Regions from separate parts of the Homo sapiens genome. Here region 2 is linked to region 1. Evidence: read pairs that join two places in POLR2A ChIA-PET (ENCODE). Cell type or tissue: OCI-LY7. All regions are shown on one strand. Links, peaks and the distances in the headings refer to the core of each region. The heading gives the core; the rest is flanking DNA. Region 1 overlaps TTC7A (tetratricopeptide repeat domain 7A). Region 2 overlaps ATP6V1E2 (ATPase H+ transporting V1 subunit E2).

Evidence for each region. ChIA-PET counts read pairs that join two places held together with the same protein. Peaks named below come from ENCODE experiments on the same cell type or tissue, not always from the same donor. Only the 100,000 strongest peaks of a DNase experiment are listed, where the experiment ranks them.
Region 2: POLR2A ChIA-PET joins it to region 1 with 12 read pairs; 2 of 35 experiments call an interaction of 5 or more read pairs at or near these places.

Annotation. Positions count from the first base shown.
Region 1 is chr2:46,976,951-46,979,450 of GRCh38, reverse strand. It overlaps TTC7A (tetratricopeptide repeat domain 7A), which reads right to left. Exons shown (of 20, transcript NM_020458.4): 5 at 544-659. Among named protein-coding and RNA genes, the nearest start is that of TTC7A, 37 kb to the right of the region's middle. In OCI-LY7, for the core only: no CTCF peak of the experiment used is centred there; a DNase peak (open chromatin) is centred at 1,350; H3K4me3 peaks cover 963 bases; H3K27ac peaks cover 2,500 bases.
Region 2 is chr2:46,521,148-46,528,215 of GRCh38, reverse strand. The region is part of intron 4 of ATP6V1E2 (ATPase H+ transporting V1 subunit E2); the gene reads left to right. Among named protein-coding and RNA genes, the nearest start is that of RHOQ, 18 kb to the left of the region's middle. In OCI-LY7, for the core only: no CTCF peak of the experiment used is centred there; no DNase peak of the experiment used is centred there.

The DNA.
Region 1 (2,500 bases), core at 1-2,500:
CTGCTTCGTCAGCAGGGACAGCCACAGCCCCAGCGTGACGCCAGAACTTCACTTCTACCATACTTTCCCTCGTCCTTCACCACTCCTTAAAAGCCGGAATGAACAGGAATCTGCCTTCCCATTGGGTTTTTGGGGAACGTGAGGCTCAGAGGAACCAAATAACTTCATTCACACTGCAGACAACAGTAGACAAAACCAGACCCACTGGCCAGCTCACTGTCCTTTGCTTTTTCAACATCACCTCCCAGATGCCCTCCACCCTCCCCTCTTGAAATGCCCACTCCTGTTTCTCTTCTTGGCAGTCTCCCCCAAGCACACACAGGCTTTATTGCTTCTGTGGCTTCCTGAAGCGTGGCCCTTCCCACTAAGAACGTCTCTGCACACTCCTGTCTGACAAGATGTGACACAAGCCAGTTCCCACCAATCCTCTTGGAAGAGCACGTATGCACAGGCCAGAGAAGAGGGAGAGCAGCCTTAAGGCCACGTCAAAAGCCTCAGCCCAGGGGAATCGTTCTCCCACTCACTCAACTACCAGTGACCTACCCCTTCTTCAGGTTTTTCACATAGGCGCTCTGGAGGGCAGCTTCCAGGAAGTAGGTGAGCTCATAGTCAAGCGGGTGACAGCCTTTCAGATGCCTCGACGTGCTGTTATTTGTGGTCTGGGAAGGGAAACAGAGAGAGAGCCATTGTCTCAAAGTTCTGAGGCAGAGGGTCACTCAGCAAGAGGAGGTGGCCTCATCACCATCCCAGTCCCAGTTGTTCAGGGGCACATTGTTGCATTCTCAGACCAGGCTTGATCTAACTCGCTTTAACTCAAAATATGTCTAAAGCATTCTCTCCCCATCCAACCGTTAGATGCCCACAAGCCCTCTGTCTTTTTTTTTTTTTAAGAAACAGGGTCTTACTATGTTGCCCAGGCTGATCTCAAACTCCTGGGCTTAAGCAATCCTCCCACCTCAGCCTCCCAAAGTGGTGGGATTACAGGCATGAACCACTGCACTAAGCCCCTAACATTCATTCAACAATCACAGAGCTTTAAATTCATTAGCTCATTTAGTCCTTAGAGCAGCTCTATTAGGTAGGAACTGTCATCATTTCTATTTCACCGGTGAGAACAGAGAGGGTCTCTTCCTGCCCCAAGGCCACTAACGTGGCAGGTGGTGGCGGAGCCAGGCAGTCAGGTTCCCCTCTCCACTCTTACCCTCTACTGCAGGAGGACTTCTCTGTCTGTCCAGAACCATGCTGAGCACTCACTCTTCAACCAGACAGCACTCACTGCCTGAGCACATGGTAGAGAGACCGCTTCACGCAGCACTGCTTCCCTGTTCTGTGTATGCAAACCTCAGCTCCCACCAGACTTCACTCCCACAGGACAGGAGCTGTGTCTCCTGAGTCTCACTACTGTCCATGCCCCACCTCCAGTTAAGGAAAGAGAAGGGGAAATGAAACTCTTAGAAAATTGCCACCCAAGCCCAAATCTTACTTATGCCTCACAACGGTCCTACAGGGCTGGTTTTGTTTGCATTTTATAGATGAGGAAACTGAGGCTCAGAAAATGTCTAAGGTCAAAAGTGTCAATTACAGATGTGGTGGCTCACGTTTATAATCCTAGCACTTTGGGAGGCCGAGGCAAGAGAATCGCTTGAGGCCAGGAGTTCCAGACCAGCCTGGGCAAAAGAGTGAGGCTCTGTCCCAATCAATCCATCAATAATAATTTAATGCCTAAGATCACAAAGCTGGTGTCAGTCCGGACCTCAAACTCAAGCCTAGCCAGGTATGGATTCCAAGCTATTTCTACTATGTATCAGTTAATTCATTCCACAAACATCTAAGTGCCTGCTATATGCCAGGCACCGTACTGTCCCTCTCAAACAAGCATGGAACGTCAGAACATCCAGAGAATTGAGAGCCCTCTGGTTCCAGGAAAAGCTGAGGAACAATTACCTCATTAACTGAGCTGTTGCTTAAAAGCCTCAGCTCTAACAGGGTCCTCCTGCCCAACCAGACAGGCTTGCCTTCTGTATACCATTTCCTTTGTCTAATCTGAGGGGAAAAAAAATCAATGAGGCATCCACCTCCTCTTTCAGAATCCAGAGGAGATTTAAGAGAAGGTCTTAGTTCCTCAGAGGTCAGGACTGGGTCTCAGGAGGGACACACAGTATTTCTGAGGATGCACAAGATTCTGTGGCCTGCCCTCCCTCAACTTAGATAACAACTATAGGGTCCCATTTGTCTGCCCACTGCTACCAGGCACTGATTCCAGCCCTGGACATCATCATCAGACCTTTGACAGGGACAGTACAGTGCCTGGCATTATAGCTCATCGCCTTAATCCCCTTTTGAAAGTCCAAAGCCTAGGCTTCCAGCTGAGCAGCAGACTTTATCTTTTCCATGAAAGTTTCCTCCCAACCACATGCAATGCAAATATGAAAAGCTCCTAAAACACTACTACTGTCTAGCAGTGACCCATTCCCCCTTGGTGGAGGTCAACTCAACCATG
Region 2 (7,068 bases), core at 1,969-4,468, 450 kb after region 1:
CATTTTTCATTGTAAACTGGAATACATACACATACATATATTATGTTTGTGTGTGTGCACATATATCTATACATATAACAAAAGGTTTGATATAACAATACTTAACCTTACCACCTGTAATGAATTCTGGATTTTTGATTCTATTTGGTTTCATTTCTTTTTATTCAGTGATGATCCAGTAAATGATTTCATAGTCCACCAAACGGTCACGGTTCACACTTGGAGACACCCAATGCAGGTCTCTGCTGGCTGAGTGCACTGGCTTGTGGCTGGAGGTGAGTGCTCAGGACCACAGAGGGATAAAGAACCTCTATAACTCAACAACAACAAAAAAACAAACAACCTGATTTTAAAAATGGGCAAAGAACTTGAGTAGACAGTTTCCAAAGAAGATAAGCAAATGGCCAATAAGTGCATGAAAAGATGCTTAATATCACTTATCATTAGGGAAATGCAAATCAAAACCACAATGATACCACAATGGGTAATTTCATATCCATTAGGATGGCTATTATTTAAAAACAAAAAACAACAACAACAACAAACCCAGGACCAGGCGTGGTGGCTCACACCTGTAATCCCAGCACTTTGGGAGGCTGAAGGGGAGGATCACTTGAGGCCAAAAGTTCAAGACCAGCCTGGGCAACAAAGTGAGACTCCTTCCTCTACAAAAAAATTTAAAAATTAGTTGGACTAGCCGGGCGCGGTAGCTCCCGCCTGTAATCCCAGCACTTTGGGAGGCCAAGGTGGGCAGATCACGAGGTCAGGAGATCGAGACCATCCTGGCTAACATGGTGAAACCCTGTCTCTACTAAAAATACAAAAAATTAGCCGGGCATGGTGGCAGGTGCCTGTAGTCCCAGCCACTCGAGAGGCTGAGGCAGGAGAATGGCGTGAACCCGGTAGGCAGAGCTTGCAGTGAGCTGAGATCACGCCACTGCACTCCAGCCTGGGCGACAGAGTGAGACTCTGTCTCAAAAATAAATAAATAAATAAAAATTAGACACGATGGTGTGCACCTGTAGTCCCAGCTACTCAGGAGGCTGAAGTGGGAAGATTGCTTGAGCCAGGAGTTTGAGGCTGCAGTGAGCTATGATCATGCCACTACACTCCAACCTGGGCAACAGAGCCAAGACACAAAAGAAAGAAAAAAAACAAAAACAAAACCAGAAAACAGCAAGTACTGGCAAAGATGTGGAAACACTGGAACCCATGTGCATTGCTGTGAACTGTAAAATAGTGCGGCTGCCGGGGAAAATGGTGCAGATGTTCTTCAAAACACTGAGCTTAGAACTACTATATGATCCAGCAATTCTACTTCTAGGCATATACCCCAAAGAAGTGAAAGCAGGTCTTTGAACAGATATTTATATACCCATGTTCATAGCAGCATTATTCACAACAGCCAAGAAAGGAGAGCACCCCAAGTCTCTATGAATGGATGAATAGACAAAATATGGTATATACACACAATGAAATATCCAGCCATAAAAAGGAAGGAAATTCTGACCTGTGCTACAACATGGGGAATCCTGAAGACATCATACTAAGTGAAATAAGCCAGCCAAGGAAGGACAAATATTATGATTCTATTTATATGAGGTACCTGGAGTACTCAAATTCACAGAGACAGGAAGTAGAATGGTGGTTGCCAACAGTTACTTGGGGAAGAGTATGTGGGATTAGTGTTTAATGGATACAGAGTTTAAATTTGGGAAGACGAAAAAGTTCTGGAGATGGTGGTGATAGTTGCAAAACCATGTGAATATTCTTAATGCTACATAAATGTACACTTAAAAAGGCAGGGTGTGGTGGTTCACACCTGTAATCCCAGCACTTTGGGAGGCTGAGGCAGGTGGATCACTGAAGGTCCAGGAGTTCAAGACCAGTCTGGCTAACATGGTGAAAACCCATCTCTACTACAAATACATAATTAGCCAGGCATGGTGATGCACGCCTGTAGTCCCAGCTACTCGGGAGGCTGAGGCACAAGAATTACTTGAACCCAGGAGGCGGGGGTTGTAGTGAGCCGAGATCACACCACCGCACTCCAGCCTGGGCAACAAGAGTGAAACTCCGTCTCAAAATAATAATAATAATAAATAATGTACACTTAAAAATGGTTAAATGGCAAAATTTGTTATGTACATTTTACTACAATAAAACAAAAAAGGTTTCACTTTTAAAACAGGATTTCCAACTTCTCTAAAAAATCAGATCTTATGACATCCTAGTCCACATTTTCTAAGGCAACAGACCGGGGAAGTATTTGCCCCTTTAGACAGGGATGGAAATGAAGGGCTTTTTTTTTTTTTTGGAGAAACTGCCACTGGAAACTTCTAGATATGCAGCTTTGAAGCAAATGACTCTTGGGGAGAACCTGACTGCTTTGAAGTAAGCTGTCTGCAGATGTTTTAGAAGGAGAAATTCAGTTGTGAATTCTTCATGTAAATTATTTTGGGAGAAAGGTTTCTTCCCCTGCCTGTAGGCATTAGCTTTCTCCAGTCCTGACCAAAGCCTGCTTTGCCAGTGTGAGTGGAGTTCTTGGAATAAAACTCTATGTGGCTCCTTACTCATCAGCAACTGAAGCAGAGATGAAGCTTTTCAGGCCCTTCTGATTTTCTCTCCAGGTGTCTCCTGTTACTTCTAGACCAAATGAACTCTCTCGCCCTTGCCTTCTCTCCCAAGCTTGCTCGCCAGGGAGCAGGGTGCCTGTCCCTGCTTTCTTTTTTTTTTTTCTTTTTTTTTTTTTTTGAGACGGAGTCTCGTTCTGTCGCCCAGGCGGGAGTGCTGTGGCGCGATCTCGGCTCACTGCAAGCTCCGCCTTCCGGGTTCACGCCATTCTCCTGCCTCAGCCTCCCGAGTAGCTGGGACTACAGGCGCCCGCCACTGCGCCCGGCTAATTTTTTGAATTTTTAGTAGAGACGGGGTTTCACCGTGGTCTCGATCTCCTGACCTCGTGATCCGCCCGCCTCGGCCTCCCAAAGTACTGGGATTACAGGCGTGAGCCACCGCGCCCGGCCGCCTGTCCCTGCTTTCTCACAACCTCACCCCAAGCTGAGCTGCTCTGTTCTGTGTAGCCAGAGGCTGAGTCCTCAGACCTGACACCCAACAGCTTGTGGGCCACATCTCTTCCTTCCAATCGCGATGCCTTGTCTTGTGTCCTGGCCCTCGCTGTGTACAGGCTCCCTCTGGCTTTTGGCATATAGTCCAAGACTCCTGCCCCCACCACCCCCAGGCTGATCTTCCTGAGTCCAGGTTTGGCGAAGGTACAGCCCTGCTAAGAAGCCTTTGATGGGCTCTTTTGCATAATGCCCCAACTCTCAGGCAGACATTTCCACCCTTTCCCATTCACACCCCAGTGTCTTTCTAGACATTGTCCTCTGCAAGTCTCTTGACTACTGCCAAACCCACCTGCTCTCCACACGCAGACCTCAGACCCCTTTCCACCAGCAGGCCTTTGCCCGCAGTGTTCTCCCCATCCAGTGTCTTACTTTCTTTCTGCTTATGATGACGGTCCATCTCTCAGCGCCCATCCTTACTACTCCCTCCCTGACTGGCCCCTTGCCCACAGGGCTGCTACCTCGGCTGAAGTGTGCAGTCAGTCTGGCTGTGTCCTTTCCTGCCCCTTATCCCATCCCATTTTGAGTGCCAGATGCTTTTCTCCTATTTTAAACCAGGGCCCTCTCTGAAACCACAAGGCATTGCTTAAAGTTGGGTCTCCATAAAGATGTGATTGATTTTTGTCTATTTGGATAAATTCTGCTTAATAAATACTACCAACTTTCTACATTTTCCAGGTGACTTGCCTCCAAGTTAAGGTACTATGTTGATGTGCCCTGAAACCTCATTTTCTTGTCTGAGTTTTCCGAAATTGCCTTATGTTCTTTCATGTATCTTCATTTCCCTCCCTCCCTATTGGTGTTCTGTTGTTACCCATGGAAGGTCTCAAACCATCCCCTACCTGGTTTAAACATCTTCAGGTCAACAATACATTATAAAGTGTATTCAAATAGGAAGAGAGGAAGTCAAGTTGCTGTTTGCAGACGACATGATTTTATATTTACAAAACCCCATCATCTCAGCCCAAAAACTTGTCGAATTGATAAGCAACTTCAGCAAAATCTCAGGATACAAAATCAATGTGCAAAAACACAAGTATTCCTTTACACTAACAATAGGCAAGCAGAGAGCCAAATCATGAATGAACTCCCATTCACAATCGCTACAAAGAGAATAAAATACCTAGGAACACAGCTAACAAGGGATGTGAAGGACCTCTTCAAGGAAAACTACAAACCACTGCTCAAGGAATAAGAGAGGACACAAACAAATGGAAAAACATTCCATTCTCATGGATAGGAAGAATCAATATCATGAAAATGCCCATACTGCCCAAAGTAATTTATAGATTCAGTGCTATTCCCATTAAACTACCATTGACATTCTTCACAGAATTAAAAAAAAACTATTTTAAATTTTATATGGAATCAAAGAAGACCCCATATAGCCAAGATAATCCTAAGCAAAAAGAACCAAGCTGGAGGCATCACACTACCTGACTTCAAACTATGCTACAAGGCTACAGTAACCAAAACGGCATGGTACTGGTACCAAAACAGACATATAGGCCAATGGAGCAGAGACCTCAGAAATAACATCGCACATCTACAACCATCTGATCTTCGAAAAACCTGACAAAAACAAGCAATGGGGAAAGGATCTCCTATTCAGTAAGTGATGCTGGGAAAACTGACTAGCCATATGCAGAAAACTGAAACTGGACCCCTTCCTTACACCTTATGTAAAAATTAACTTGAGATGGATTAAAGACTTAAATGTAAAACCCCAAACCATAAAAACCCTAGAAGAAAACCTAGGCAATACAATTTAGGACATAGGAATGGGCAAAGACTTCATGACAAAAATGCCAAAAGCAATTGCAACAAGAGCCAAAATTCACAAATGGGATCTAATTAAACTAAAGAGCTTCTGCACAGCAAAAGAAACTATCATCAGAGTGAACAGGCAACCTACAGAATGGGAGAAAATTTTTTCAATCTACTCACCTGACAAAGGTCTAATATCCAGAATTTACGAGGAACTTAAACATATTTACAATTAAAAAAAAACATCAAAAAGTGGGCAAAGGATATGAACAGACATTTCTCAAAAGAAGACATTTACATGGCCAATGAACATATGAAAAAAAGCTGAATATCACTGATCTTCAAAGAAATGCAAATCAAAACCACAATGAGATACCATCTCATGCCAGTCAGAATCGCAATTATTAAAAAGTCAGGAAACAATAGATGCCAGTGAGGCCGTAGAGAAATAGGAACACTTTTACACTGTTGGTGGGAATGTCAATTAGTTCAACCATTGTAAGAAGACAGTGTGGCAATTCCTCAAGGATCTAGAACCAGAAATAGCATTTGACCCAGCAATTCAATTACTGGGTATATACCCAAAAGATTATAAATCATTCTACTATAAAGACACATGCACATGTATGTTTATTGCAGCACTAATTATAAAGCAAAGACTTGGAACCAACCCAAATGCCCATCAGTGATAGATTGGATAAAGAAAATGTAGTACATACACACCATGGAATACTATGCAGCCATAAAAAGGAATGAGATCATATCCTTTACAGGGGCATGGATGAAGCTGGAAGCCATCATCCTCAGCAAAGTAATGCAGGAATAGAAAACCAAACACTGCATGTTCTCACTCATAGTGGAAGTTGAACATTGAGAACACATGGACACAGGGAGGGGAACATCACACACCAGGGCTTTTTGGGGGGTGGGGGTTAGGGGAGGAAACTTACAGGATGGGTCAATAAGTGCAGCAAACCACTATGACACACGTATACCTGTGTAACAAACCTGCACGTTCTGCCATTATCCTTTTTTTTTTTTTGGAGACAGAGTCTCCGTCTGTCGCCCAGGCTGGAGTGCAATGGCACGGTCTTGGTTCACTGCAACCTCGACCTCTCAAGCAATCCTCCCACTTCAGCCTCCCACGTAGCTAGGACCACAGGCGCACACCATCATTCCTGGCTAATTAAAAAAAAAAATTTGTAGAGATGTGGTCCCACTGTGATGCCCACTGTGAACTCCTGGGCTCAAGCAATCCTCTACCTCTGCCTCCCAAAATGTTGGGATTACAGGCATAAGCCACCTCACCCAGCCAAAAAATACTTTTTGAAAGACAGGGCCTGGCGCAGTGGCTCACACCTGTAATCCCAGCACTTTGGGAGGCTGAGGCGGGTGGATCACGAGGTCAGGAGATCGAGACCATCCTGGCTAACACAGTGAAACTCCGCCTCTACTAAAAATACAAAAAATTAGCCGGGTGTGGTGGCATGCACCTGTAGTCCCAACTACTCGGGAGGCTGAGGCAGGAGAATCGCTTGAACCCAGGAGGCAGAGGTTGCAGTGAGCCAAGATCGCACCACTGCACTCCAGTCTGGGCGACAGAGTGAGACTCTGTCTCAAAGAAAAAGAAAAAGAGAAGAAAGAAAGACAGAAGAGGGGATGCCCCACTTCCACATACTCAATATTTAAAATCCCCCAAAGGAGTCATTACTTCTCTACATTTTCTCACCCACTTCCTGGGCCCTGTAAGTTGCCCTGTGCTCCAAGCTCTGGAAAGCCCCTTCTCCTCCTTCCTCAGTCTGCAATCTCTAAGTGTCTGGAGGCCCACGTTTGGTCCTGCTTCCCTTTTGGCTAGGGGTAGGAAGCACACACCCAGACACATCTGACCTCATATTTGCTTACAAATCCCAGCTGGAATGAAGAACAGTTGCTTCAGGGTCTGGGCAGGGCTCCAGGTTGACAGACATATTTTGCCCACCAAGAACTCCCTGCGGCTGCCTCCTCCCTCTCATGGTGCTGTGGATTTGGTACTTCCCCAAGATACTCACAAGCTCATGTGGGCAAGGGCCCAAGAAGAGATTTCCCAGCTCACACTTCCTCTAAAGATCCTTCCCAGGCCAGGCATGGTAGCCCATGGCCATAATCCCAGCACTTTGGGAGGCCAAGGTGGGAGGATTGC